Regions from separate parts of the Mus musculus genome. Here region 2 is linked to region 1. The links are chromatin loops, found by intact Hi-C in ENCODE. Cell type or tissue: heart. All regions are shown on one strand. Each heading gives the region's core, and the rest is flanking DNA. Links, peaks and the distances in the headings are about the cores only. Region 1 holds the start of Dpy19l4 (dpy-19-like 4 (C. elegans)). Region 2 holds the start of Virma (vir like m6A methyltransferase associated).

Region 1 (15,777 bases), core at 2,497-10,496:
TATAAAACCCAGTGCCACCAGTCTTTTCAAAGAAGGTTAGAGGGTAGAAAGGAAAGGAAGAAGGGCTTTGGGTCTCTTTAGACTACTTTCTGCTGATTAGAAGGGTTGACTTCCTAGCAGCAAGTCCAATGTTCATCATCAGAATATCTTCAACCAGTGATTCTGCGAACCAGCAATGCTGCAGCAAACAGCAATGCAGTAAAACAGCAAATGCAACAGCAGGAACCAGCAGCAACTGCCATGTGCCAACTTAGGGATCTCATATTCATACCCTCTCAAGAGTTCCCAGAATTCCAAGTATAAGCTGTTTGTAGCTGGCAAAAGTCATGCCCTTCCTAGAGCAGGAGACAAATTGTAGATGCTGTGGACAATCTGAAGCAGCCACCTATCCCACACCTGGGATTAAAACATAATCATATAACTGGGTTTTTTGTTTTGTTTTGATTTGGTTTTTGGTTTTTCGAGACAGGGTTTCTCTGTGTAGCAACTGGGGTTTTTTTTCTTGTTTGTTTTTTTCGAGACAGGGTCCCTGGCTGTCCTGGAACTCACTCTGTAGACCAGGTTGGCCTTGAACTCAGAAATCCGCCTGCCTCTGCCTCCCGAGTGCTGGGATTAAAGGCGTGTGCCACCACACCTGGCTCCCGGCAACATTTTCTTAAACCCTAAACAAATTAAGCGTTGATGTCTTTAATCTTTAATAGGGAAAACAGTAAGGCTATAACTATCTAGTCTTCAACTCCATCAGAGACCCAAGAAGGATAAATGTTACCTGAGTAAACAGGCAGTGCAGAGCAAGCAGCTTCCAAATCTCTATGACAGACTGCTGGCTCAGGTGCTCACTCACCTAGGATTCCCCGGTATCCGTAGGGCAGCCAATCTTTGGCCAGTAGGGTCAGAGTATCTGACAGACTTTTCATGAAGCAGAAATTTTGAAGGACTGGCCTACCTTGTCTCAGCAAAGTGGATCAATCAACTTCCCAGTGTCCTGCTTTTCCACAGTTTGGAGAGCCTGCTGTCAGCCATTGAGGTAAGGGGCAGGTTTTTTGCCCAGTGGCCATGTTTGCCACAACTGAAGCGAACTCCATGTAGCGGTCCTTCTTTGCTCATCATCATCTTTGAAGTAGATTGGGGATGCTACCAGGAGCTGATGTGTCTGTCAAAAGAGCCTTTTGTTACTAAAACATCTTAAACGCCATATCTGCAGATCTCTGAAGTGTTTGAGGACCACCCAGTTATCTAAAGTAGCTCTGAATAGGCAAGCATTGCTTGTTTCGAGCTATTTACTCTCTGCTTTAATTGAAAACCTATAGAGAAGGCTAAATAAAGCTTATGCTGTAATTAACTACACTAATCCCTAGCAAGTCCACACCTGTGATTAGTTACAGGTGACTGACTACTAACTAGCATTTCTTAACTATCCTAAGCAGTTTACATGAGTGTCTTTAGAGACTCAAACTTTACATCGTTTTTAAATGAGTTGCATATGCACAATGCTTTAAACAAGAGTTGAAACATATATACAGTATGTTATAGCAAATACTACCGTAAATTTCTATCAATATGCAATAATCCATACCAATGTAAAATATTTGAGACTTATTGTTGCTTTCTTTATATTATTTATTTATTCACTTTATATCTTGATCACAGCATGTGTATATGAGACAGTGAAATGATCCTGAGATTATTTTTTTAAGATTTAATTATTTATTATATATGCAAGCTACACTGTAGCTGTCTTCAGACATACCAAAAGAGGGCATCCGATCTTATTACAAATGGTTGTGAGCCACCATATGGTTGCTGGGATTTGAACTCAGGACCTCTGGAAGAGCAGTCAGTGCTCTGAGCCATCTCTCCAGCCCCACTCATAAGATTATTATTGGCAATTATGCTAACTAAGCCAATTAAAAGTATATGAGTCCCTTTATTAGCCAGCAACCAAGAGTGGCTCACGCCTAAGAGTCTCTTGGTTCCCAAGCTCAGGGGTACAGTGTTTCCATTAATTTATTTTTGTTTTATTTTTATTTACTTCATTTTTAGTTTTGGTCTTTCAAGACAGAGTTTCTCTGCATAGCCCTGGCTGTAATAGAGCTGACTCTGTAGACCAGGCTGGCCTTGAGCTCAAAGATTCGTTTGCCTCTGCCTCTCAAGTGCTGGGATTTAAGATATGTGCCACCACTGCCCAGCATGGGGTACAGTATTTTTAAAGACCAAAACCATAATTACATGTGCTTGTGCAGGTACGTCAGTGAGGGTCTTGGGGTGGCCCAGTAATGTCTGCTTTCTTGCAGAGCTTCACAGTGTTTCCAGACAACATGACAATTATTTTTGCTTACACTCCCTTTTTATTATTTTAGATGTATATTTTACATCCATTATTTTTGTTAGTACATATGGACCACAGTCAGGGTCATGAACAGTTCCAGCATGTTGCCAAGGAAGTCGGGCTATTGTGGAGTAGAAGGGCGAGATATAAGACAGAGTTAGGACAAGATAGCGTTACCTTAGTCAGCTTTAGCAGCAAGTTCGTTAACTCCCTGAGCCATCTATTTGTCCTTTTTTCCCTTTGTAAAATATTTATTTAGAGACAGGGTCCCATTGTAGCCCAGAGAAACCTTGACCACACAATGTAGCTGGGATTGGTCTTGAGGTCCTTATCGTCTTACCTCTACCTCCTAGGTGCTGTAAGTACAGGCAGGTACTGCTATGCCTGTACCACCTAAGAAAGTTTTGATGCTAGACTGCTTGGTGTTTATATTTTAGTACCAATATTTTTGAATTTTGTTTTACATAACCAGCTAAAAATATCTTTCTAGAAGAGTTTTGAGTGACAAAAATCTGTATTTTAATAAGTTTCAAGGTTTTTAGTATATCCATCTCAAAATATCCTTTCCCATGGACCTGAGCGATGGTGCAGTTGTTTTGAGCACTTTGTGCTGGTGCAGAACGTGCAGGAGTGGTTCTCAGTATTCCTGTGTTGGCTTGCAGTTGTCCATAGCTGCTTCCAGGGGATCTAATACTCTCTTGTGTCTGCCTCAGGCACCAGGGACACACATGCATGCAAAACATTTATATACATAAAAGAAATCTAAAAATGTTTTTAAAATATTTTAATAAAACATATGCTTAATTTCTTATTTTTTATTTTACTTTTAATGAATATAGGTTTTTGCCTTCGTGCTTGGTGTCTGTGGAAGCCAGAATCTTCTGAGGTACTCCTTCAACTTCACTTCTGTCATATTTTAAAAGAAAAGTTCAGAAAACTGGGTGTAACGGCACATGAGTATATGAATGAGTCTTTGCCTCAAAAATAAAGGAAACATGTCAGAACTAGTGACAACTGAGACAAAACTAGCTGTTGAGTCAAGCAACAGTCTTCAGCACAGCACAGTGTGTCCTGCCAGTTTTAAAACCTGGTCACAGTTGATGGTTCCTGGTATTAACAACTTTGCCCAAGACCTTTGAGCACGTGTTAATCTCAAAGATGGAAAGAGAAGGACCACAGACTCAATTCATCATGGCCAAATTAATTAAGGCAAGCAAATAATTATTTCTTTTTTATGTGCATTGTTAATTTGACTTCATGTTTGTCTGGGAGAGGAGTTGGATCCCTGGAACTAGGGTTACAGACAGTTGTAAGCTGCCATGTGGTTGCTGGGAGTTGAACACGGGTCCTCTGGAAGAGCAGCCAGTGCTCTTAACTGCTGAGCCATCTCTCCAGCCCTTGCAAGCAAATAGTTAAAGGAAGATTTTTAAATTCATGTACACAGACCTCTTACCAAGATGTGGCTCAAGAGTTTAGCATTGAATATGAGGAAGACAAAGCTTTTTATAGTTCAGAAGTAGGGGTTTTTCAAATGGGGGATTTAGCAAGCAAAATAGGTGGGGTTACAGGAGCAGAACATCATAGCAAGCTTTTCCTAAGGGCATCCTGAAACAAAGACATGGTTGCAAGGTGAGCATAAAACTGGTAGTTATAACAAGGTAGCCATGACAACCCTTATGAAACGGAAGTAGGGTTGCAAGATGGTTAAAAAAAAAATTGAAACAAAGACATAATTATCATTCCTGGAACAGGCAGTACAAAACCATTTGTAGTTAAGGTCACAGGTTTTATGTGGAGCATAGCCTGATCCTTGAAAAACAAGTTTAATCATAAAGAGGAATGAACCTAATTTGTCATTACTGTGAGACGGCTTTTAAGCCAAAGAGGCTGATTCTTCCAAACCCACCAGAGGTCTCCTAAATGTCTAGTTTTCCCATTTCAGTTAGGCTGGGCCTTTCTGGGTTCTGTCACAGCTTCTAGTCTCAGCTAGACATCCTGTCTCAACTAGATATCCTGTCTCAGCTAGACATCCTGTGCTGGGCCTCTCCAAACCCTAGACATGAACCTAGTGTTGTGGAACATCCTTGTGGTTCCTTGGCTGTGTTGTGCAACCTAAGTGTTGAAACCCTGCCAATGGGAGCTCAAGCGCTGGGCCTCTAATTTTCTCAGCCTCCAGTATCACCAGGGTATACTCTGAGTCCAAGGCAAGGCAGAAAAAGAACTGGTGGCTCTGGCTGAACTCCCAATTAACCAGAAACAAGTGCTCTAACCCCCCCCCCCCCGTCCCTCCTGAATGTAGGATTGGACCCCCAATATCACTAGATCAGGATCCCACAGAATCAGAACAGATCCAGAAACCAGGCATTATAGGAAAAAAAATTAGGAGTTTCTGTGAATTACTATAGGAGGCCTACATAAGAAAGGAAGGAAAGAAGGAAGGAAGGAAAGAAGGAAGGAAGGAAAGAAGGAAGGAAGAAAGAAAAAGAAAGAAAGAAAGAAAGAAAGAAAGAAAGAGAAAGAAAGACAGACAGACAGCTATCCTTTTTTTGAAGTGGCTGTTCACTCATGCTTTTGGGCCAACTGAAGGCGTGCCACAGTGTTCTCAGTATGAGTCATGCACTGCACAACAAAATTAAACTGCATTCTATTGTTATGAAATAATCTCTATACATTCCTCATAGCAGACTATAAAGTACTATTGTGCTTTCTTCCAGAATATTGACATGAGCAAACATTTTGTTCAAGGCAGTTTTCGTGATTGACACGTTGCTCTCTCTTGTGTTTCCTTTTTTATATGATAATAACTTAATTTGCTTATGTAGCTGAGGTTGGCCTTGATAATGAACCTCCTTCCTCTACTTGTCACGGTCTGGGATTACAATAGGGAATAACCTGGTACAAACTTTTTTGTAGCCGCCAAGTGTCTACTAAACCAAACTGTGTATCACTCTTGCCATTGCAGCAGTAGGGAACCTGAGGCAAGTTGAGAGCAGCCTTGGCCATATAGAGAGATCCAGTCTCAAAAACAAACAAGCAAACAAACAAACATCTACTAATCCAAAGGACCTGCCTAGAACGTCTTGCCTGGCTTTGAAATCATCGTAACAAGTCCAGGACTCGTTGCTCTGCAGTTGAAACTCCGTTTTCTGTTTGAAAAATCGGCCGGACATAGGGACTGGATCTGGCCTACAGTCTATGACTTTCTGAGACGGATCCCAGCGTCACGAAAAGCTTGCTCTGGCTCCTGCTTTCCTGTGAGGCTCAGCAAGGAGCGAGGGCGGCGGCGGGGACTCGCTCCTCCCAGGAGCATTGCCATCCCGTGGCCATCGTGGGCATGGCTGAGGCGCTCTAGCGAAACGCTCCGGCCGGGCCCCGCTCCCTGCACTCTGGTTCCCGGAGCGCCTTGGAGGGACCCAGTTGGCGGAGACACCAGAGGGGGGCGGGTCAGGAAGTGGGGGCGCGGCAGCCGGGAGCTGGCCGGGGCGGCCGCGGGGTTTGGATACTCGGAGGTTTGGGAGACTCCGGGCTGCTCGGGAGCCGTAGGGCCACTCGGGTCTCCGCGGAGACGATGGCAAAGGAAGAAGGTGAAGGCTCCGGCGTGTAGCGCGCCAACTGCCGCGGCGGGCTCGGGAGAGGGGCCGGGCCTGACTGCTGGCTGCGGGCCGCGGGGAGCAGGGCGGGCGGGGGCGCGCGCCCCCGAGTTTGCAGTGGAACCGGGCGCGAGCCGAGAAAATGGCCCAAAGTTTCGTCTCCCGAAATAGGACGCAGAAGTGGAACTTAAAGTCAGGAGTCTCGGAAAGGAAGCTGTTGTTGGGTGGCGGGGCTGCGGGTCCGGAGTTGCTCCGCAGTGGAAAGCAGGACGAGCTTGGGTGGGTTCTGGTCCAGGCTGGAAGCTTTGGGTGCAGAATGGGAGGGATCGCACCCCTCGCGGGAAACTGAGGCTGGGATCTGGGATGGACGCGCAGAACCTGACGGAGTTCACTTGTGCTCTAATGGATAACAAATGCCAAAGGGCAGGGGCATGTAAGTGGTTTTAGGGGAGGAGGAGGTCAGTTTTAGGGTTAAAACTAATGGACTGGAGAGAGCTCTGCACGCTCCTCAGGGTCAGTGCCAAGGGAATTTATTGTTTAGCCAGCAATATTTATCCATAGAGGATTTGGACAGTGAGCAAAAGATAGGAAGCGGCAAAAAACTTAGCAGTGTACGATACATAGTGTAAAAAAGTATTGGTGGCATAGTAACTTCATGGGATGTGTATGCACGATTGAGCTCTTGGACTTCATTCGCTCGGATGAACAGTTACATGTTTCATTCTGCTGGAAAGCAGTTTTTATCTTACTGAGTGGAGTTGTGAATGCGACCGTTAGTTATCTGGTTTAGATTTAAGCCGTTGAACCAAGGAGACAAGAAGGGAGTTTGAAGAATTCAATGGAAAGCCATTTTTCAAAAGACTATTAGAAGTACATGCTGACTGGGACTAGATGTCCTGTCCCTGAGGTCATGATTCAGCCATTCCTCCTCTTCCTGCAGCTCTTCGTGTTAAATTTCATGCACATTTAAGATACTACCTAAAACCAGCCTCAAAACAGGTTGCTGGTAAGGAAGAATGTAATTCCTCTTTTTTCTTTAGCTATAGCTATATCTGTGTTTGCAATGTGTTATCATTTGACAAAGATTTTTTTTAAACTTTATTTTTGTGATTAGTTACAAATCTGTGTGGGTAGGTTGATAAACCAGTTTGTCTTTGTGAGCACATTAATACTTAACACAGGAGAAAAATCGCACAGTGCCACTAAAACTTGATATTGTAAATATGCAGAAATTGCATTTAAGATGGAATTATTATACTTAATAACTATGATGTGGACCTTTTTAAAAGGCTATATCATTTTGTAAAAGTAGTTGACTATAAACTGTTAAATGATTTTTGGTTATAGAATTACAGGTAATCTAAAAACATGTGTTTTATTCAGGACAATTACTGGGTGGCAGTTTTATTAAAATAATGGGTCCTTTCAACAAATATTTAATTCCTTGGCTAAGTCTCTATTCTTTTGGGTGCTGGGATATAATAGTCAACAAAGTATAAATATTTATTGTAATGATGTTTGTGATGATAATATTTACAGCAAACACGTCCCGTGTCAGGAATTTCCCCGAATCCCTTCTGTTTACATATCGTGTATTTATTATGTTAAAATTAGGCCAGTCTCTATATTCTTGTTTGAATTCAGGTCAGGTACAGTTTATAGCTTTTGGCTTATTCTCAGGTCCTTCAGGAGCCTCTTTGTTGTCCAGCTGTCCCTGGAAGTAAATGTTCTTCCAGACGCCTCTCCTGTACTGTGTGTGCAATGGTGCTTGCATTGATGCTTCCTGAAACAGACACAGGCTTTGAGGAGAACAGTGTTAACATTTCTCTTGGACCCTTTCTAGTCTACATGGACATCTGGAAGCCTGTTTGTAGCTCTGTTGGCTCATGTGCCTATGATGGGACTAGAGATTGAAGTAGCAAGGTTATTCTTGTGGATATGTAGTCATCATTTAGTTTGGCTTTTTCCTTCTCTTCTCTCTCTCTCTTTCTCTCGCTCGCTTTCATTTCCTTTGGTTTTTTGAGACAGGGTTTCTCTGTGCAGCCCTGGCTGTCCTGGAAGTGAACCTGTAGACCAGGCTGTCCTCTGCTGGAATTAAAGGCATGTACCACCCAGGACTTAATAAGCTCTGTTGCCTAACTATATCATCACCATAACATTACTTTTGTCTTTCAGTTGTGAAGTTCGATGAACAATGATAGAGATGAGGTGAGAAGTTTGCACTCAATTAGCTTCTGGTTTTTAGGGCCAGGCAAAAATGACAAAGTAGATAAATTGGCTAAAATACATGCGGTCTTTGTCCGGTCTTACTATGTAGCTCTGGCTAGCCTGGAACTGGCTTTGGAGGCCTTGAGCTCACAGAGACCTGCCTGCCTGAGTGCTGAGATCATAGCAGTAAGTCACCAGACCCAGCTCAGGTTGTACTGTTATTGCTGCTAAAATTTAATGCAACTAAACTTGACATTAAAAATGAATGATTTTTTTCTTTTTCTTAAAAAAAAAATATATATATATTATATTTAAGATGGTAGTTACAATTACGTTACTCCCCCCTTCCCTGTTCTCCCTCTAAACCTGACGTACACCCCTTCTTGTTCTCTTTCAAGTTCATGGCCTCCTTTTCATTAGCTGTTGCTGTATGCACATATGTATAGGAATATACATACATATAGTCCTAAATATATACTGTTCAGTAGGTATAGTGGGACTTGTATGTGTGTTTTCAGGGTTGAGCATTTGTTATTGGATAACCCATGGTGTACGCTCTTCCCCTGGGGTAGACTATTTCTCCAACTCTCAGTGTTCCTTAGATGTCTTTAGTTTTTCTGGCTGTTTTTTGTTTGTTTGTTTGTTTGTTTGTTTTGTTTGTGACACAGGGTTTCTCTGTCTTCCCTGGCTGTCCTGGAACTCACTCTGTAGACCAGGCTGGCTTCAAACTCAGAAATCTGCCTCTTGCCTTTGCCTCCCTCCAGAGCTGTGGGATTAACGGCGTCTGCCACCACCATCTGCTTCCTTGTCTATGTTGGCATGTCCATTATTGCTCTTGTTTGGGTCATGTTCAGGCAGTCACGTTGGTGAGACTTCATGGCTGTAGCTTCTGCCATTCCTAGGAGACAGAGGCTCACAGCAAACTCCTTATCCTCTGCCTCTTAACAATTTTTCCACCTCTCTTCTGCAACGTTCCCTGAGCCTTATGCATGGGAGTTGTTCTCACCAATTGGGCCTGTGGTCTGGGATGCAGAGAGAAGTTCCCAGGATGAGGGGCGAGGAGCACACTGGACACGGCTGTAAAAGTGGTGGGCGTTAGACACCACACCAGTCTACTAAGTCACTTCTTTTTTCCATGCTGCTATTTAAAGTCATTTTAGTAAGCATGCGCTGGCTTGGAAACAGTTTCAGAACATCTTTGTTTTATTCAGTTTTCAGGGTAATGCTAAGGAGCTGTCTGTGTGACCAGAGTAGCTATTCTCTTTGCTGCTGATTCTTTCCTTTGGTCTCACATTTTATAGCATAACTACCGAACTACAAAAAGGAAGAGAAATCAAAGCCTGGGTCACATTACTAACTTGACAGGGCACTCTGATCTTCCAGAGTAGTTATTCATCTCATGAGGTAATTTGGGGGGGGGGGGGAGTTATGTTCTCTATCTCAAATTTCTGTTTAAGTTGGAGTCTCTTATTTTCTCATTTGGAATTTAACTTACTAGTTTCGAAGTAACTTCTGTATTACAGTTTTTAAAAAGTAGAGACAGAGCCGGGCGTGGTGGTGCACGCCTTTAATCCCAGCACTCGGGAGGCAGAGGCAGGCAGATTTCTGGGTTTGAGACCAGCCTGGTCTACAAAGTGAGTTCCAGGACAGCCAGGGCTATACAGAAAAACCCTGTCTCGAAAAACCAAAAAAAAAAAAAAAAAAAAAAAAAAAGTAGAGACAGAAAAGATAAGCAGTTTGGTATTACAGCATTTTTTCCAAGCGCTTCCCATGATGTTATAGGATTGAAAACTAGCACCTCCGTGTGTCAGAGTCCACGATGACCCCACAGCTGCGGGAGCCTGTAGAGCTTCCGGGAGCACACTGTGAAGAAGGAGAGGCTAGGCTCAGCACTCAAGCATCCTAGTATGTTCAGGACCCTTTGTTTAGTCCCAAATTCTGGAAAGAAAAATGATGTTGCATGCCTGTAATCCCAGCATTTAGAAGGCTGAGGCAGGAGGATCATGTGTTTGAGGCTAGTCAAGAACCTGCCTTTAAAAAGGAAAAAAAAAAAGCCATAATTTTATGATGAATCCATTGTATTTTGAACAAAAATTGTTCGTCTGCAAATGATGGCTTTCATAATCTCAGGTAACTATCATAGTAAGGACAGTAATCACGTCAAAACTTCTGGGAAAAGACATTTTAAAATAGCATCAGTGCAGGAGAAGACTGTAAACTTTCATCAGCTGGATTCTGAAATCACGAGTTGCTGTGTAGTGGTAGGGAATGCATGTTTGTTGTTTCCAGCCGTATACTGAAGACAGTTTTGAGGAAGAGGCACAGATGCTATGACACTGCAGGTACTCCTCGCACTAATGGGTCTCAGTGTGACTGCTTTAGTCACATGATCTCCAGGCTTTGCTCTCTGTCATAGATGTTAGACTCGATTCCGTCTGTATCAGAGTTGTGCCCTTTATGGTTTTTTCAACCAGGGAAGCTCATTAGAGACAGGACTTGGGGCTCTCTACTGGGATCTGGTCAAGTAGGTAACCTAACAAAAGTTGATTCACCTGAGATCCGAACATTGATGAACACATTGCAATAATGCCTTCACTGTTTTAAGGAACATCTGTAGAACCCCGCCAAAGGAAAAAGCAAAGAACTTCAGGAAGTCAGGAAGCCAAAGCAGAGAAGATCCGCAGAACCCCAGCTCCTGAAAGAGCTCCAAAATGTAAGTCAGATGGACCTGGGTGCAGTAGCTGCAAAAATATGTTTTCATCATTCAGATGTGCACACTTTCAAAAATCATGTCTTTTGCCTTTTGTGTTTTGAGGTGTTGAGTGGGAACTAAATCTAGGCCTTGTGCATATGAGCTAGACAAGCTCTCTACCACTGGGCATGCCCCCATCTTACATAAAGATATTTTGAGATTAAATTTATGGTTAACACAGTTGGTTTTTGTGATAGAACAACCCCTAAGCTGTATCACTTTACAATAAATATTTGTACCTTAATTATGGCCCATGTTGTGGCCATGATATGACAGATATTTATTTCTGATCTGTTATATGTTTCGATCATGGCTTGGCTCGCTTGGCTTCCTGTGTCAGGAAGGAATAGCCCCTGTTTGGGACACATTTTTCTTGGCACAGAGGAGAAGAGAAGGAAGGCCTCTTGGAGGTTCTGCTGGACTGACCCACTGTTCTTGGTCCAGGCAAGTGCTAGTCAGTCCAGACAGTGGCTTACAGAAGGACACCGTTACTACAGGAAACTCTTAGAAGTCATGGTTATGTAGAAATACATAATCTTCTGTTTTTATTCATTGATTTATTTTATCACATTGGGGGTCAAGCCCTGGGGGGCTTTGAGTGCAGCTTGTACTATCAGTGAGTTATTCTTCCCCTCATAACTATCTGCTCCTCTCTCTCAGACAACACATCCCCTCCCCTGCATTGCGGAACTCTCAGATAGCACATACTCTCCCCTGCACTAAGGGAGACATCCCATCTTGTTTTGTCACAGCATCAGTTTTAAATCTTTTCTACATCAGGGCCAGCTAGGGCTCATTCTGATCCTAAGACCTATGAACTGAAAATACAAGTTATCTGCAACATGTCACAGTCCTCAACAACAGTGGTTTCCTTCAAGGACTCAAGATCTTAGAAAACAATTGTGTGTGAAGGTGTGATTGCCTTAAAGAGCAGCTTCGAGTCAGCTCAGAGCAAAGGTGTGTAAGTTATTGGATGCACACTTGCAAAACTCCTCTCTAATGGAGTCATACAGACACTCTTCATCTGTTTGACCTCAAATTCTGGCATTTATAGTTTTGTCAATGAGTGAAACTCATTAGAGGCAATACTCAGTTGTTTGTTGTTGTTGTTGTTTTAAACCAAAACCAGGGAGTTGGCCCTGTAGTTTGTTTGTTTTGTTTTTCCAGACAGGGTTTCTCTGTATAGCCTCAGCTGTCCTGGAACTCACTCTGTAGACCAGGCTGGCCTCGAATTCAGAAATCTGCCTGCCTCTGCCTCCCAAGTGCTGGGATTAAAGGCGTGCGCCACCATGCCTGGCTTTTGATATTTTTTGCCTATCATATGATTATATGGCCAAATTTTAGACTCTCTGGGAAGGAAGTGTAAACCACATTGTATAAATAAGGTAGGCACAGTTAACCACCCTGTCAGAGAAGGTAGAAATTCCTTGAAATTCAGGTTTCCAGATGCCAGCCCAGAGCCTATCAGCAAGCCGTCCTGTACTGTGGACCTGCCTCGGGCCTAGCTGGCTTTCCTGTGTGTGCCCCTCTCAGTATACACTCTTAGATGGTGCGATGCTGTAAATCCTTCTGTTAGAAAGGAAGGAAGAGCTTGGAGACACAGCACAGTTGTACAGCAATTCAGAAATCCTGCTAAGCACAAGGTATCGCCTTACCCTGGGCTAGGAAATCTTTTTCTTTAATGCTTTTAAAAGGTCTTATCATTTATTTGTGGTTTTGATAACCATTTAATATAAGTATTTGAAAATGGGGTATATTGTTTACTTTCATGGAACAAATATATAAATATGTAAGTAGGCAATGTAACTTTTGATAAACCAGTAACTTTTCTCTTTTATTTTTAAAAAATTTTTTTTAAATTGGATATTCTGTTTATTTACATTTCAAGTGTTACCCCTTTCCCGGTTTCTCCTCTGCAAACCCCCATTCCTATTCCCTCCTACCCTGCTTCTATGAGGGTGCTCCCCCACTTACCTACCCACTCCCGCCTCACCACCCTAGCATTCCTCTATACTGGGGCAGCAAGCCTTCATAGGACCAAGGGCCTCTTCTCCCACTGATGCCAGATAAGGCCCCTTCAGCTCCTTCCGTCCTTCCCCTAACTCTTCCATTGGGATCCTTGTGCTCAGTCCGATGGTTGGCTGTGAGCATCCACATCTGTATTGGTCAGGATCTGGCAGAGCCTCTCAGGAGACAGCTGTATCAGGCTCCTGTCAGCAAGCACTTATTAGCATCTGCAATAGTGTCTGGGTTTGGTGTCTGCATGTGGATTGGATCCCTAGGTGGGACAGTCTCTGGATGGCCTTTCCTTCAGTCTCTGCTCTACTCTTTGTCCCTATATTTCCTTTAGACAGGAGCAATTCTGGGTTAAAATTTTGGAGACCATGAAATTCACAGGCAAATGGATGCATCTAGAAAATATCACCCTGAGTGAGGTAACTCAGTCACAAAAGATCATACATGGTATGTACTCAACTAATAAGTAGATATTAGGCAAAGAGTGTGGAATACCCATGATACAACTCACAGACCACATGAAGCTCAAGAGGAAGGAAGACCAAAAAGTGGATGCTTCAGTCCTACTTAGAAGGGGGTACAATATAATCAAGGGAAGTAGAGGGTGGGGGAGACTTGGCAGGAAGAGAGGAGGGGGAGGAAGAAGAGGGGAGCAGAATCAGGTGTGGGAGGAGATGGAGGAGATGTACAGAGGGTCAGGAAATTGAACAGAGGTGTATAGCATTGGGAGATGGGGAACTGGGGTTAGCTACCAGAAAATCCCACATGCCAGGAAAGCAGGAGCCTCCTAGGACTCCACGGGATGACATTAGCTGAAATACCCCACAACGGGGAGGGAGAACCTGTCGAGACCATATTGAGAGGTGAAGCATGTCCCTTCCTCCTACCCCCCATTTGAGGGATGGTACCACCCACCCATCTCCAAAATGTTAACCCAGAGTTGCTAGGAAATCTTTTGTGAGGAGGCTGAGAAAGGAGAATTGAGAGCTCAAGAGTGAAAGACAGGCTGGGCAGTGGTGACACATGCCATTAATCCCAGCACTCGGGAGGCAGAGGCAGGTGGATTTCTGAGTTCGAGGCCAGCCTGGTCTACAGAATGAGTTCCAGGACAACCAAGGATACACAGAAAAGCCCTGTCTCGAAAAACAAAACCAAAAACCAAAAAAACAAACAAACAAAGTGAGATATAAGCAATGCAAAGTGGAACCTTGTCACGAACAAACACAGAAGCACATTATACAGCGGCAGACATTTGATAATGCTGTTGCCATGGGTAGTTGCAGTCATTTTTAAAATGTATACATACTTACACATTAATGTGTATAGGTGTTTTGTCTGCATGTTTGTATGTGAACCTCATGCATGCCTTGTGACTGCTGAGGTCAGAAATTTGTGTCAGATCCCCTGGAAATGGAGTTACAGATGCTTCTCAGCTGCCACAGAGGTACTGGGAATGAAACCTGGATCTTCTGGAAGAGCAGCCAGTGCTCTCAGTTACTGAGCAATCTCTCCAGGCCCTATATTGTTAAGTAAGTAGATACTGCACGTAGACACTGTATATACATGTGAGTGCAGGTGTCTGCAGAGGGCAATAGTGTCAAATCCCTTGGAGCTAGAGTTAAGCCACCAGAAATGGGTGCTGGGGTTGAGCTGGGGTCCTTTGGAAAAGCAGCAAGTACTCTTCTGTCTTTCCAGCCCCATGCTTAGCAGCATTTCATTGTTTGACTGTACGTAATTGCTTCTTTTGGACATTTGGGTTTTCAGTATTTAATTACAAATGTTCATGCTGTGAATGTTGTGTTTGTGAGCATATATCTTGCAGGCATATTTTGTATTAGAAATTTCTGTGTATGTGTATATGTGTGTCTGTCTGTGTCTGTCTGTCTGCCTTTCTCTCTCTTTTTTTTTTTCCCAGACAGGGTTCTTCTGCAGCTCTTAGTGTCCTAGAACTCCGTGTATAGACCAGGCTGGCTTTGAACTCAGTAGAGATCCTCCTGCCTCTTGCCTCTCAATGCTGAGATTAAAGGTATGTGCCATCATACTCACCCTTTGATTTTTTTTTTGTTTTTTTTTGTTTTTTTTTTGGTTTTTTTTCGAGACAGGGTTTTTCTGTGTAGCCTTGGCTGTCCTGGAACTCATTCTGTAGAAGACCAGGCTGGCCTCGAACTCAGAAATATGCCTGCCTCTGCCTCCCAAGTGCTGGGATTAAAGGCGTGCCCCACCACGCCCAGCTTTTTTTGCATCATGTCCTCACTGACTTGCTCTGCCTGACTTCAGATTCCCCAGCTACCTAAGTCACTGGATTTTCAGCTGAACCTCTACCTAATTTAGCCTTTGGGATTGTCTGTCATAGTTTCAAAGGTCTGCAAGTCTTGAGGTCTTAAATCGGCATATGAACTTGTCTGCAGGCAGCAAGCAGATCTGAGAAAGCTGTTCAGTCAGTATGTGATTCAGTGACCATGTTTTGCTTTGGGGAAGGAAGTAAATATTTGTGCCTGTGGAACCAGTCAGTTACTATTTTATTATTCCCAAACACATGCTGTCTTTGCTAAAGTGCATGACACATCCCTTGATTACTGTTGGATTTGGACTACCTCTCTGAGGCAGTGACCTTCCTGTCCTGCTGAGAGGCAGGTCTGTGACTGGGTTGAGCCTTGGAATGTCAGTGGAAGAGCAGTATGCTAGTTCTGAGCACAAATTGCTTTCTGCTATGTTCCTCTGTCCTGATAATAGCGTGTCAGATAGAGTCACGCTAATCTGGAGCTGTGAAGATACCAGAAGTCCAGGAACAAAGCTGAACTGCTGAATTAAGCAGTAGCCTAAAATAGAGTTGTGAGAAATAAAGCTTTGTAATACAGAAACAACAAAAACTGTTACCTATA
Region 2 (15,777 bases), core at 4,923-12,922, 170 kb before region 1:
GGGTTTAAAGTGAGTCACGGCAGACTAGTGGCAGGGGACGGATGAATAAGAATGCCAAGTTCACTGGCAAGCTAACTGTGGGAAGTTGGGCGGACCACTACATGGGGAAAGCCATGGGGGCTGGGAGACCACTGCAGCCAGACAGTAGCCAGCAATTGCGTGGTTTGTTTTTTAACAATTACATGCTCCGCTAGTCCCTTTGGGGTGGAGGGTGTTATGGGATCCCACATATCCTGTAGCCCCATCTGGCCTTCAACTTGCTAAGTAGCCGAAGAGTACTTTGAAGGCCTCATTCTCCCAAGTGCCAGAAATGCATGCATGTCTCCCTGCACAGTTTAAATTTTAGTTTTTGTGGTTGCTGTTTTCCAGCCATCATTTTACACTGCCCTGGCTGGTCTTAAACTTCCAATCCTCCAGGTTCTGCCTCCCCAGAGCTGAATTATAGACATGCCACACTTACTTCATGCCATGCTTGGGGATCAAATGCAGGGCTCTGTGCATGCTAAGCAAGCACTCTACCAACTAAACTAATTTCACCTCTCCTAAATTCCTTAAATGTGGAAAAAAAAATGTATGAGATCTACTGAAAACAATAATTAATCTAATTGTTTTATATTTTATATTGTAACTTCTGAATGATACCTCTGAAGACTTTTACACCTACTTCTATAAATACCAATAAATTTTCACAATTAGGAAGGAACTTCCACCCTGAATCTGTCCCATAATATTTACCAGGAAGCAGCAGGTTGAACTATTTTATATAATAGAAATGGAGTTACAAATAGTATCAATAAAATGAAATGTATCAATATGCAAAACCAGTGCCTATGATATAAGCTAAAAGGTCTTTTAAAAATCCATTTATCATATATATTCACATATTCACAGTCAAACTTCAGCTTCTATCTCCAACACATAGGGGCTGCAGAGAGAGGAGAGGCGGGGAGGAGCATATTTAAGTTTAAAAAAAAAAAAAACCACAAAGAGTTGACTCACCCATATGCTCTGTTGTCAGGTAAGCCACTATGGGCTCGTACTCCCGGGGGTATAACTCGGACTTCATTGATATAAACCACACACGGAAAACGAACCACATCTATATGAGAACTTTGCTATAAAAAGGATGAAACATACTATAAGTAAAACATTTCTTTCAATTCAAAACACGCTTTCTTTTTTCAGCTTAAAATGAAGCCAACAATCTTAAAATCCAGGGATGAGATGTAACAGTGTTGTAAAAGCACATAAGTCACAAGTGTGTGTGTGTGGGGGGGGGGGGGGGTGGAGGTGTGCTCGAGTGTGCAGTACAAGCCTCTAATCCTGGCACTTGGGAGACAAAAGTAAGTAGATCTCTGTGAGTTCAAGGCCAGCCTGGTCTACAAAGTGAGTTACAGGACATCCAGGACTACACAGAGAAACCCTGTCTCAAAAAAAAACAAAACAAAAAACAAAAGAAAACAACAACAACAGCAAAGCACATGCCTCACATGTTCAAGACCCTGGGTTGAACCCTCATCACTAAAACCAGTCTAGATCACTAAACATATCATTAACTTTTACACTAACTACGATGCTGTGTAAATCACTTTTTTAAAAGCTGGGGGATGATGGAACTGGAGAGAAGTCAGCAGTCGAGAATGCCCGGGGCTTTTCCAAAAGGACCAGAATTCAGCTCCTAGCATCTATTATTCCAGAAAACCCAATACATCCTCTTCTAAACTCCAAAGGCATCGCATCTATGTGGCATACAGAGAGATACACACATGCATACAAATAGTAAGTATTTTTAAATAGCTGATGATTTATCATGATAATAATGTACCCAATTAAGTCTCTCAGTTGATATTACATAAAACTTCCTGCAGTACATTTACCTCTTCACTCATGTTTTGCTTAGACCAAACTTTTTCTATTCATGGCTCCAGACACTCAAGAAACTTTAATGGATGCTTCAAATATGCAGATACATAAAACAGACATCTACTGATAAATGAATAGAAATGAAGTAGGCAAGTCTGGCCACGCCTTTAAATGGAAGGTTCAGTCTGTGACTCGCCTTCCTCCCTTTCTTCCAATATTCTGCTGCTTTTCTAAAACATGTCATGATGAGCTACCATGAACAGTACAGGCAATGCTCTAAGGATGGCAGAGGAAACAATATAGACAGAACCTGTGCCCAACACTAAAACTGCTGCATTCTTCCTAAGAGATTTTCAATTCTTTTCTAGATTATTTAAAGATAAAATTCTATCCCATGTAAGGCCACAAAAACAAACAAACAAAAAAGCAACCCTTTTGTTGTTGTTTAGTTTTGGGGTTTTTTTTTGTTGTTGTTGGGTCTTTTTTTTAAGGATTTTTTTTTTTAAGATTTATTATTATTTGCCTGTGAGTACACTGCATCAGATCTCATTACAGATGGTAGTGAGCCACCATGTGGTTGCTGGGAACTGAACTCAGGACCTCTGGAAGAGCAGTCAGTGCTCTGAACTGCTGAGCCAGCTCTCCAGGCCCCATTTAGTTATTTTGCACACTTAAGTTACTGCAAAGATGTAAAAAAAAAAAAAAAAAAAAAGAATACAACTTTAAGTCAGGGTAACTCTGAACTTTTGACCTTCCTGCCTCCACCTCCTAAGTGCTAAAATATAGACGTGTCACCAGGTCGTTTTATGTGGTAAGAGAGATAGAACCCATGTTTAACGCATGCTAGGCAAGCATTCTACCAAATGCCCTAAAATGTACTACTTATAAACAGGAAATCCTCAGTATTAGCTGTTACCACTTCTATTAACCATATATTACATATTTCCATAAATTCAAGGGTAGCCTAGTCTGTATAATATGTTCAAGGCCAACCAGGGCTCTGTAGTGAGATCTGGTCTGAGAAAGAGGGGCTTGGGGGACCCGTGAATGAGGGAAAAGAGCTTTCTAGGTAAAGGGGAAGGGAATGCATCAGAGGAAATAGACAACCTCAGGTTTAAAAAAACTAGGTGCATAGTTCACAAGGACTAGCGGGCAGATGGAGGTAGGGGAGAGAAAGCAGGGCTGGGGCTAAGCAGAGCACAACCAAGGTGATTATAAAGACCTTTCACCCACAGCCAGGGGACAATTCCTAGTCTGTATCTCCACCTAGGATTCTTCAAAGACCCTAGGGACATCTCCATTTAAATGTCTTTAGATACTTCAAAGCTGGCAAGACAAACACTGAACTCTGTCCTTCATCCACAATACTATCTATCACTAACCACAATAACACGCAAGTCACATGTGGCTCCTTGTCCTCTCACCTCACCTTCCATTTACTAAATGCTGAACCGTTCTCAGGCTGTGTGTGGCACACCTGCATTTCTGCTGTCCTTCAGCTCCGTACACTGTCCACTCTAATCTCACTAGAGCAGTAGGACCCTGACCGGCTCGGTGCCTCGCATTCAGCTCCACCCCATGGCCTGCTGAAAGGTAATGTAGTCTGTCTAGCGTAGAGCCATGTATCGTGCTGCTGCTTCCTTCAGCCAGCCAAGGCCTGGGCCTTACAAACCACAATGCTGTACGATGTACAATGTACAATGATGTCCCTCACACACCGAGCTGCTTTTCAGCTTCATGGCCTCTGTAGTGCTGTTCTCTTATCACCGCGCTCACACCCCTCTGCCCCAACTCTACTTGGACGACAGCTCTCTCTCTCAAAAGCTAAGTCCAGGTAAGTCCTCCTTTAGGAGCCCAAGGTCCCTTATCAAACTCATCTGTCAGACGCTCTCTTTTCCCATCCCAATAAGCGTATGTGACAAGACCTGACTGTAATTCAGTACCTGGCATATTCATGTAATGAAAAACCTTTCAATACATGCCTAAAGATAACTTGTTTTGAAGTTGAGAAAGATGAAACTCTGGGCTGAGAAGGTAGAGCAATTGAAAGAAATACTTTTCTAATCTGCATGAAGGTCCTAGGTTCAACCCCACATAAACCAGTAAGAAAGATCGGGAGTTTAAAACTTACCCGCTGGCCTGGCCTACACAAGACTTTGTCTCAAAAAAAAAAAAAAACAAAAACAAAAACAAAAAAAACAAAACTAAGACAGGCTGAGACTGAGAACTCTGGGAAAGTTTATGATCATAAACTAATGTGAATATGAATACACTGGTTAGACTTCAAGCCCACATTTGTCCATAGGAAGTCTCTGTCAGAATCCTTCAAGCTGTCTGCTTGCATTTCTCATACTATCTGTAACTGCCTTCTCTCTCCCTCAGTTCACTCATCTACTGCTGCCAGTTAAGCTGCCCCTTATACATAAATGGTGCAGATTGCTCCCTAACTAAACTCTGAAGCAGCGGTTCTCAACCGCTGTGGGTCGACACCCCTTTCCAAAGGGTTACCTAAGACAACTGGAAAACACAGATATTTACATTATGATTCCTAACAGTAGCAAGATTACAGCTATGAAGTAGCAATGAGATAACTGTGCGGCTAGGGGTCCTCACAACCTGAGGAACTGTATTGAAGGTCAGAGTGTTAGAAGGGTGGAGAACAACTCTTAAAGCCCTCTAGATCACCCATTCCCCCTCACAGTGTATTTGAACCTAGCAAATACGCTCAAACAATACAAAAGAAATAAAAAATTCATAACCTATCCCCTTTGGGTTTCTATAAAAAGTCAGAATCATAAATCCCAAGAGTTTAGTACACAGATAATAAATACAATTATCATTTAAAGCCACAGGATGTCCATGTGACAGGGATAACAGACTGACTTTTTACTGAATACTCTCTGCACCTTTTACATGTGTACCTCATGCATGTGTTATCTAGTTAAACCACAAAGCAATGCTTCTTTAAATGACGCTCACCTTCATGCAGGTTTACTGTAACTCACTGTTGGATAAAAAAGAAACCACAAACCAGTACTAGGACATTAATATAAAAGGACATACATTCAAACATAACTATATGTACTGGAGATTTGGGAAATATTAATATAAAGAAAGCTGTTATTGAACTAGAAAATAGAGTACATACTAATTATAATAATTGGAGGGGGTCAGATAAAAGAAATTAACTCACATCAAAATACATTAGCTTTCCACTCATTTTCCAAATAGTCTGTGTAAATCTTACTTTAAACAATTTTTCTAAAATATATTGCATTCATGCTAGAGTTTTATCTTGCTTTTATTTGTATTTATTTGTCTATTTGAAATTGTGTGTAATGTAGCCCAAGCTGGTCACAACCTGTCTTTACAGCTAAAATTAATTTTAAAACTCCCGACCCTAATGCCTCCACCTCCTGAATGCTAGGCTCACTGGCACAGGCACCATGCTCAGCTGACCTTGTAGTTTGATTTGTAATACTGTTTTATTCTTTTATTGGAACATCATTTATTTTCTAGTGATCAATCTTGTTAGTCTGAAATCAATAAACCAGACTTAAAAGCACGTAACTGTTTATGTGACGATCGACTGCTGCAAGATAAAGGAGACAGAAAGAAGAGAGAGTTAATGAAGACTAGATCTATGAAAGGGTATGCTTTTTCTCTATCTTACAATTTTTGGTTTTTTTCTTTTCTCTTTTCCTTTTCATTTAAGTGTGTGTGTGTGTGATGTGTGCACCCAGATGCCATGCACATGGATGTAAAGAACAACTCTGGGGAGTCAGTTCTCTCCTTCCCCCTTTCCACGGTTCCAGAGCTGAACCCGTAAAGCTTGGCTGCCAAGTGCTTTTTATCCACTGAGTCATTTGCTCACTCCATCTTCTAAGTTTTCTAGAATGAAATTTACATGTGCAGTGCCAAGGGAAGCCAAAGGAAGCCAAAGGAAGGCACTAGATTCCTTGGAGCTAAAGTCACAAGCCATTGGAGGCTGCCTGCTGTCAGTGCTAAGAACCAAACTTAAGTCCCTCTGCAAGAGCAACAAGTGTTCTTAATCACTGAGCCATGTCCGGAGCCCTAAAGATTGCCTGACTGATTAACTGGTTGATTATTTGTAACTACATATATCTGTGTGTGTTGAGGGGAGTAGGTGCAGGTGATTCCAGGCACCCAGAACTGACCCTGGGTCCTGTGCAAGAACAGTACACACTTTTTCCCCCTAAGGTTTACTTTAGTTTTAATCATGTATGTTTGCACACATATGGCCATGGGGTAGGATCCCATGGAGCTGGAATTACAGCTGTGCACCTCCTGATACGGGTACTAGAAACAAAATCAGGTCCTCTGTAAGACTAACAGGTGTGCTTAACCACTGAATCATCTCTCCAGCCCCATTTTTAAAGGAATCGCAATACAAAGGGGTTTTTTTACCTTTAAATATTTATCTTATGTATCTGTATATTGCCCGCGTATATGTATGTACATCACATTCGTGGTACTGCACACATGCTGGTGCCTGAAGAGGTCAGAAGGGGGCATTTCAGCCCCCGAAACTGGAGTTACACAGCTGTGTAATCCCGGAACCTCTGCAAAAATAGCAAATGCTCTAAACTGCTGAGCCTTCTCTCCAGCCATTCAAACTACCACTAGTAATTCATCTAGAGCTTCTCTCACCCCTTTTAGGGATCCTCTGCGAAAGGTTAATCAAAGGTTAACTTCCCTATAGATTACAAATGTCTTTAGAAGCAACTCAACTTTCTTGTTTCATGTTTACGAACTGCCTCTCCTCCAAGACGTGCCTTGCATGCACTTCTTCCTCCTTGGTCCCACTGCAAAACCGATGGCATCACTTTAGAGCCAGGAAAAAAAAATGTCTGGTGTTGTATTTTCTTCCTGGTTTTGTCTGGTTTGATTTTTCTTTCTTTATTCCACAGTGCCTGAATGCAAGTCAGAGGAAATCCTCTAGAGGCAGTTCTCTCCTTTGATCAGAAGCCCCAGAAACCACACTGAAGTTCTCAGGATTGGCGTCAGGGGCTTTGCTCATGCAGCCATCTCACACACCTTGTTTTTGTCTGTCTTCTATGTCGCCCAGGGAGCCATGAGCTTGTACTTCTTCTCTAGATGTCCGGAATGCAGGCATGGCTCAGAATGTCATTTTACCTTAAGGTAGCCATGTCAGTTCAAAGAAACCACCTGACCTTTTACCATTGCTTATCTATAAAATGAAAACAACTTTCAAAACTAATAGATCAGAGAAAATTCCTTCAAATAACCAAAGCACTGTCCCTAGCTCAGGAAAAGCTCCAGGGATCAATTCCATCTGCTAACTAGCTTTCACTGCACCTCACTCACCCATTCTGACTTTGCTACCCATTTTCACTGACTTTTTTATTCTATGACTGACCAATTAATCTATCTAGCTTACTAATCATATAATCCCCCTGCTCAATAACGAAAGACTTCCAACAAAGAGTCTGTACTATTCTTGAACATTTAAGGCGCTCCAAGACATGGCCTGTCAGGCATCAATTCATACAGCTGGTCTGGGCATAACCTAACAGAAGACTGACGACAGCAGCCCTCCTTTCCCACAATCAAAGAAACAGTTCCCATTTTACCAAGATCAACTTAATATGTCACTTGCGTTAATGAAATCTCCCTTGATATTCACAAAGGAATAGCCTCTCACCAAAATTCTGTACCTTTATGTTCACAAAGAGAGCTAAATAAGTATCAACTAGAGTGTCCTACATCAGACACTGAATACGGACTTTGTTTGGCTGGGAATGGTGGCACCCACCTTTAATCCTGGTTCCAGGGAGGCTGAGGTAGGTGAATCTCTGAGTTCTAAACCAGCCCTAGTTCACACTGCAAGTTAGCCCCAGTCCAAAAAAAAAAAAAAGAATTTTGTTTGGTTTTAGTGCCTTTTGTTTTGTAAACTAAGTTGGGCTTTTTGGCTTTTTTGTTTAGTTTTGCTAGACAGGGTTTCTCTGCATAGTCCTGGCTGTCCTGGAACTCACTCTATAGATTAGGCTGGCCTAGAAATCACAGAGATCCACCTGCCTCTGCCTCCCAAGTGCTGAGATTAAGGTGTGCTTTGTGATTCAGTTAATGCCATTCATCCTCTACACTCCAGTGATTAGGCATTTTGGAGATAAGACTGTAAACTTCACAGGATTCCCAGTGTACCTCTTTACACAACATATTCTAACTCGAACCAAACATTTCTATACCTCTTACAAACCCCTACTCTTCCAAGATAAAGTCAAATGGGATTTTTTTTTTCTAAACCTTCAACCACTCCCGGAGAGTATTTTTTTAACCTGCTCTGTTTTCCTAGGATCCTTAATTTTTGTCTAAGAACGAAGGATAGAAAAGCCTGAAAGAATGACAAATTGCTTGGTAGACTAGTACTAGGTATGTATGCTTCTTCCAAAAAAAATTGTTTTAAGACAGACTCTTACTATGTAACCCTGACTGTCCTGGAACTTGCTATGAGAGTTCACTGGCCTCAAACTCACAAAGATCTGCCTACCTGGGCTTCCCAAGTACTGGGATAAAAAACATTAATGCCATGCCTGGTTCTTTCTTTAAATTTTATTGTTCTCTACTTCCATAAAGATGTTTGTTCTGGTAACAATTTTGCGTTTGGCAGCCATTTTGCGTTTTCTCAAGTCTGGCTGGAATTACATAGCCCAGCAGTCACTCATTCATTTATTCAAGAAAATGCAGCCGTACTCATTTCATTACTTCATAAGAGAACATTTTAAATCTCTTCTCATTCAGATGCTTATGTTTTCCTAGGTACGGTCTAAACCCAGGACATACAACCGAGAAAGAATAGGAGACACTCTACCCTACTTTCATGTTGTCATATTAAGAGTACAGTAGGGTTGGAGAGATGGCTCAGCGGTTAAGAGCACTGACTGCTCTTCCAGGGGTCCTGAGTTCAAGTCCCAGCAACCTCATGATGGCTCACAAGGAATCTGATGCCCTCTTCTGGTGTGTCTTAAGACAGCGACAGCGTACCCACATACATAAAATAAATAAATCTTAAAAAAAAAAAAAAAAAAGAATACAGTCTTCATAGAAACAAGACAATCCCCAAAGAATGACTCTCGAAATGATTAGGTTTCCGGTGAAACAAACAAATATGAGGCTTGTTCATTTACTCTCTCTTCCTCGCAGCCGAATTTCTCTGTGGACTTCGTTATAGTTCATTTTTGCGAATCTTCGTTAATTCGCTACATTCAGTACATTCAACTTAAGAATTCCAAGGCCTTTCAGGGACGCTAAAGTAATTCTGTACACAAAACTACGCAACACCCCACCTTCGTCCCCTGAAAACAACAGACTTGCTTTCTAATGACAGTCTTTAGTCCTTCAATACTGCATGATTCGCAAGTGTCCTCCACGCAAAGGAGATTCTCGTAGATCTGTCATGTCCTAATAGGTGAATTCCTTCCCAAACTATTGAAGTGCTATGACAAATTGAGCAATGAGACCGCCGTTAGAAGAGAGATAGAAGAGGACTTAGGATCCTGGATAGTCCGTACCCTGAGGGCATCCAGAACCCGACACTACTGTCAAAAACCAGATGCCCAAGCTCACGCCTGCATCCCACCCGAAGTACACCTGAGACCAAGGACCCTCCGCAGGACTCAACGCTGACAGGACAAACTGTCAGCAGCGCGACTGACTCGACTGAAGCCGCGGGCCCCAAATCAAAGCCGAGAAAGGCAGGGCCGCCGCCCAGGGCCACCGGGCTCGCACCGGGCTGGGGGAGGGGGTGTGGACCAGAGGACCCCCGCGCGCGCGCGACTGAGGGAGGACACCGCCCGGACGGCCCCCGACTCCGCAGCAGGGGTACCGGAACTGAGGGGCCGTGTCGAAATCGGGTCGCGAGGCCTTACCTCAGCGCTCGGATGTTTAAAAGTATCTAAAAATAGCAGCTCCATAGACGAGTCCACCGCCATGTCTGCCGCGGGCGGGGGACCGGGAGATGACTTCCGGGGCAGCTCTCCAACCTCCCAGGCCGAGGCTCCAGCTAGGGGGAAAACTGCAGTACTTCCGGTAAACAGGACGCTGTCGTCTCAAGCCTCCACCAATCCCATCGCAGCTTGCTGACTTAAGCCGTAAGCCCCGCCTCCTCCAGCGCGGCGGAGGGCGCCTTCTGCGAGCCCAAAGGGGCAGGGAAAAAAAAAAAAAAAGAGGGGCGGGGACTACGGTGTTTGCAGTGGTCCAAATCCCGTGGTTCTCCGGAGTAGCGGAGCCACGACGCCTGCGAGAGGCGATGAGTTCTAGAAGATAGGAAAGTGTGCCAAATCTAGACACACGGCACCGTATGCCTCCCACGAGGCATGCTCTCCAAACAAAACCATGCAATGAGGGAATCTGAAAAGACACTGTTTTCAAAGAGAAGAAAAGAGCACACACAAGGCCAGCCAGGAGTTGAATCCCAGCTTGAGCTACATGAGACCGTGTCTCAAAAAATGAGGGAAAGGGAGAAAGAGGGAGGGAGACAACTTGTCTCAGCAAACGAAAGGAAAATTTTCTCGTTTATGAAAATGTTAAATATGATGAATAATCCCACGAGCTGATTATGAGGATTAATTCTTATAAGGTTCAAAAAGGTATATAAATGAAACGTCACGAATATAAGAGAGAGCACAAAGTCTATTTCTGGCTGACAAGCAGTCTGCCAATTCCAGCATTTAAAGGACAAAGGAAGAGTTTGAGCTTCAGACCAGCCTAGACTACTACTCCGTGAGACCCTGCCTCAAAATAAAAAGTGTGTTTGTTTTAATTTTATGAATAGTTTCTCTGTCAAGTGCTGGACACTTGAAACTATACATAGTCCTAGGGAGTGTTAAGAAGGAATTTTTCTCTATTCTGGTCCTCTCAGGAACCACCCATCAAGACACAAAGTTGTAGCAAAACAAAAGCAGATCAGCAAAAGTAGGAACAGGCCATCAGGGAGAGAGTGGGGTGGATCAGCTCAGTGCCTAGGCTATCTCCCTCTCAGGGTTTATATAACTGTCTCTTTGTCGTGCTCTGCTGAGGAGGCTTAAAATGTCTCCATTCTCCTGTATGTTTGCCAGAATTGCTTTCAACTAGACACTGTCTATTCATTTGTTAGATTTGTTCAAGGTCTTGTATTTGATCTCATGACCTTCCCTTAGGACATTTTCTTCTTTTTAAAATTGAGGTTTCGGGGGCTGGTGAGATGGCTCAGTGGGTAAGAGCACCCGACTGTTCTTCCAAAGGTCCAGAGTTCAAATACCAGCAACCACATGGTGGCTCACAACCATCCATAACGAGATCTGACGCCCTCTTCTGGAGTGTCTGAAGACAGCTACGGTGTACTTACATATAATCAATAAATAAATCTTTAAAAAAATAAAAAAAATAAAAAAAAAATAAAATTGAGGTTTCACACTGAAGGCTGAGGCCAGGATTTTACAATAGACTGGCAGGCTATCTAAACAAGGAACAGGACTCAAGCTGTCTGTGGGATTCCCCTTTTACCGACGTTTTTCATGTCTATCTTCTGCTTAACAAGACTATGTGGGGAGGGAACAGCAAGTAAACGTGCATATTCTTCTCCCTCAGCTAGGAAAAACAAAAAACAAAACCAAAGAAATACCTTTAAGTCTAAAAGTCCACTCATACTCTTGTTTTTCTCCAGTTCTGGAAATCAAACCTAGGATCTTGAGGTTAGGCAAGTACTCTAAAAGGATCTATATCCCTAACCCACAATTTTTTTAAGCCAGTTAAGTAGCCCAAGCTGATGTGAAAATTGTACATCTCCTATTTCCACCTCCCAACGTTGGGATTCCAGGGATGTGCCCTTTTTAAGAGCAGTTTTACAATAAATTTCACAGACAGTATAGAGAGATCCCATATTTTTCTTTCCCCACCCCAAGTCCCCTTCTATTAATAACTTGAAGTAAGATTGTACATATATTACAATTGATCAGCCAATATTGATATATTATAATTACTGAGTATTGTACAGTTTTGACAAATACATCATTATCGATCCAAGGATACAATCTCTCATGAAATAATTTGTAAGCTTTTCAATTCTCTCTTCTTCCTAAGAGATAGGAGTGTGTGTGTGTGCGTGCACTTGTGTGTGGAAATTTTTGTGTGAATATAAGTTTTCATCTCATTAAGCTCAATATTTAGAGTAATCATGGGACCATATGATAAAAGGACCATCTATATAAGAAACTACCAAACTGTCTTCTAAATATTTATCTCATTTTGCACTTACCCAGCATTAAGAGTCAGTGTTTTAGATTTGTCTATTCTAATATGTACATAGTATTAGCCCACTGTCTAATCTTGCAATTGTCTAATGACATATTTATTACTTTGGAAGGGTATTTATGTCTTTGCCACCCATACATATTTGGCAAGGACTTACTTTTTTAAAATTTGTATTACACTTATTTGATTGACATAGAAGAACAGGTACTCTTATTCACAGAAAATGTTCCAAGATTCCAAGTGGATACAATCCTACATATGTGATATTTTTTCCATATATATGGAAATGTAATGTCTTTTCCGTCATAACTATGCCCTCCCACCACTTCCCTTTTTCCCTCTTGCTCCAGTCCTGTTCACTCGCTTTGGCCCTGTTCACTCCAGCCCATAGGTCTTTTTTAAATTTGTTTCTCATTACAGATGGTTGTGAGCCACCATGTGGTTGCTGGTATTTGAACTCATGACCTCTAGAAGAGCAGCCAGTGCTCTTAACCGCTGAGCCATCTCATCAGCCCAACAATGTTCTTTTAATACACTGCAACTCTTGCCATTGAAATAGCCATGCAAAACTACCACAAAATTTTTTCTTTTGATGGCTAGAAGATGTGATCTTAACCATGTCTTAGCTACTGTTCTATTGCTGTGAAGAACCACAAGCAAGGTCTCTTATAAGAAGAAGTCATTTGGGGGTGGCTTGCTTACAGTTTCAGAAGGTTAGTCCATAATCATTGTGGCAGGAGGCAGAGCATGGTGTTAGAGCAGTAGCTGAGAGCTTTATATCCTGATCCACAGGCAGCAGGTAGAAAGTGAAACCCTAGCCTGGGAGGGGCTTTTGAAACCTCAGAGCTCAACCTCAGTGACACACCTCATCCAACAAGGCCACATCCCTGAATCCTTCCCAAACAGTTCCACTAACTGAGGCCCAAGTATTCAACTATAGGAACCTATGGGGCAGGGGGAAGACATTCTCATTCAAACCACTATCGCACAGATTTTAGCAACCTCAGCAAAGTTTTTCTTTCCTAACAGCATTTTCCTTTTCAATTAAAGGAAGCAACTTATGACTTAACTTTAAAATGTTCAGACTGTTGAGCATTACTACTGGCCACAATTAATCTTCTTGATCAACTTGACTAGATTTAGAATCACTATGGAAATATACCTCTGGTGTGTCAATTGTGGTATTTCTAGGTTTAACAGGGAGAGGAGACCCATCCTGAATGTGGGAGTCCCAGACTAAATAAAGAGAAGTCAAGCTGAGCACAGGAATTCATCTCTCTGCCTTCTGGTTACAGACATAATGTGGTTGCTGCCACACCTTTTCTTTCTTGTGGCCTATACTCCCTTAAACTATGAGCCAAACTAAGTCTTCACTTGAGTTAGATCAGTAAGGAAGGGAACTTGCTGCCAATCCTGCTGACACAATTCAGTCCCTGGGGTGCCTGGAAGAAGGAGAAAATCAACTCTAAAGTTCTCCTGCCTCCAAACACATGCCACATAAGCTGTGGTATTCATGTACACACACGCACACACGCACATACACACGCACACACACGCACACAGGCACGCACATGCACATGCACATGCGCGCAAACACACACATGCACACACACTAAATATATACATACATGCATAAAGACATAAATAGATACATAAGTAAATAAATATCACATCAACAAGAAAAGTTACTAAAATGATTCTCTTGTGCTTTGGAATGTTTCTTGGTTTTTGTCAGTAAGATATGAAATTTTTTTTGCATTTCACCTTTCAAAAGCCAAGCATATTTCACTTTCTAGAAAGTTGTCTTGACAGAAATAGAGGAAGTGCATTGAATACCAGAGGATACACTTCTTGGTTCCTCCTGTGAAATAGACACACTCCTGTCAGTCTCCTCAATGCAGGCTTGTGTCAAACTTCCCTCCCAATTTCTACTAAAACAGCAATTCAAGGAGGTCTGAATGAACCTTTTCCAGAAATTAAAATGAAGATTCAGATCTTACTATTGGGACCTTCCAAGTTATAACACTTAAAAAAAAAAAATCACTCTTCCCTGGACTGGCAAGATGACTCAGCAAGTAAGAGCACTGACTGCTCTTCCAAAAGTTGAGTTCAAATCCCAGCAACCACATGGTAACTCAGGACCACCTGTAATGGGATCTGACGCCCTCTTCTGGTGTGTCTGAAGATAGCTACAGTGTATGTATAATAATAAATAAATCTTTGGGCCAGAACAAGCAGGGACTGGGAGAACAGAGTTGACTGGAGCGAGTGGGGCTGACCAGAGCAAGCAGGGTTGACCAGAGACAGCAGAGGTCCTAAATTCAATTCCCAACAACCATATGAAGGCTCACAACCATCTGTACAGCTACAGTGCACTCACATACATAAAATAAATAAATAAATCTTTAAAAAAAATCACTCTTCCCCAAATGGGCCTCATGTTGGCTCATTACAACATATCTGAGCAGCTCTTTCCTAGCAAGTAGGAGAGAGTCACAGCAGCATATATAACCTAAAACCGTGTCATGGTTTAGAACCCCAGCAACGGGCCAGAGACATGGTCAACTGATCTGGCAGCTCTTAGCCTTGTATTCTCTAGATAAAAAATGTGTTGCTTCACTGGGCAGTGGTGGCACACGCCTTTAATCCCAGAATTTGGGAGGCAGAGGCAAGTGGATTTCTGAGTTCAAGGCCAGCCTGGTCTACAGAGTTAGTTCCAGGACAGCCAGGGCTACACAAAGAAATCCTGTCTCAAAAACAACAACAACAACAAAAATGTGTTGCTTCAAACTTCTTGAGCTGTTATTCAAGTGACACTCAAGGACAAGTCTCTTAGCTGATGGGAGGAGAGGAATTGGGCCATCCTGGCAGTATTGCTTGTCTAGAAAGGTAATAAAGTGGGCTCCCAGGCTTCTTAGAGCTCTGCATTGAAAGGCAGGATTTGTTTCTTCTTCTTCTTCTTCTTCTTCTTCTTCTTCTTCTTCTTCTTCTTCTTCTTCTTCTTCTTCTTCTTCTTCTTCTTCTTCTTTTTCTTCTTCTTCTTCTTCTCCTCCTCCTCCTCCTCCTCCTCCTCCTCTTTCTTTTTTCTTTTGTTTTTGAAACAGAGTTTCTTAGTGGGCCCCAAATTTGTCCTGTAGCCAATGATGACTGTGAACTACTGACCCTCCTACAAGCACATCGGAGTGGTGGGGTTAGAGGTGTAGCCACACATCCAAATTACAAGGCACTAGAGAACCAACTCAGGGCAAACGTTCAACTAACCAAACTATATCCCTAGCCAAAAGTCAGAGTTTGAAAGTATAGGATTACACATTCAATCAGCATCATAAGAAAATCATGTTTGGTAGAAAAGTAATGCTCTGATTAATCTAAGTTACCCAGGAGAAGATAAAGGAACTGGTAGCCAGCAGAGCTAGGACCTCGGTAGTGTCCTCTTCTGAGCACAGAGGTGGCTGGAGCTGGTGTTGCATCACTGTAGCTAACATCGGCTGTTGATAACTGTTCTTCTCCTTTGCAAGAGTAAGAGAGAGAGAATGCAGACTTGGGAAGGGTGTGAAAGTTGACAACATGAGCCTAAAAAACAGAAGCAGTCCAAGGGGAGGAGTTAGATGATCTTGCTCAGGGGAGAATCAAATGACTGGA

The links. A loop is a pair of places that touch in the nucleus more often than their neighbours do. Peaks named below come from ENCODE experiments on the same cell type or tissue, not always from the same donor. Only the 100,000 strongest peaks of a DNase experiment are listed, where the experiment ranks them.
Region 2: a loop joins it to region 1, with 2.9 times the contacts of the local background. A loop is called at or near these places in 9 of 42 quality-filtered maps.

The regions. Positions count from the first base shown.
Region 1 is chr4:11,312,136-11,327,912 of GRCm38, reverse strand. Dpy19l4 (dpy-19-like 4 (C. elegans)) reads left to right here and starts at 5,776. Exons shown (of 19, transcript NM_001081201.2): 1 at 5,776-5,913; 2 at 10,733-10,840. The coding sequence starts at 5,898. In heart, for the core only: a CTCF peak has its summit at 5,655 (motif pointing left); a DNase peak (open chromatin) is centred at 5,722; H3K4me3 peaks cover 2,079 bases; H3K27ac peaks cover 1,473 bases.
Region 2 is chr4:11,480,102-11,495,878 of GRCm38, reverse strand. Virma (vir like m6A methyltransferase associated) reads right to left here and starts at 9,921. Exons shown (of 24, transcript NM_001347055.1): 1 at 9,774-9,921; 2 at 1,000-1,115. The coding sequence starts at 9,836. In heart, for the core only: CTCF peaks have their summits at 8,851 (motif pointing left) and 9,878; a DNase peak (open chromatin) is centred at 9,978; H3K4me3 peaks cover 1,840 bases; H3K27ac peaks cover 1,933 bases.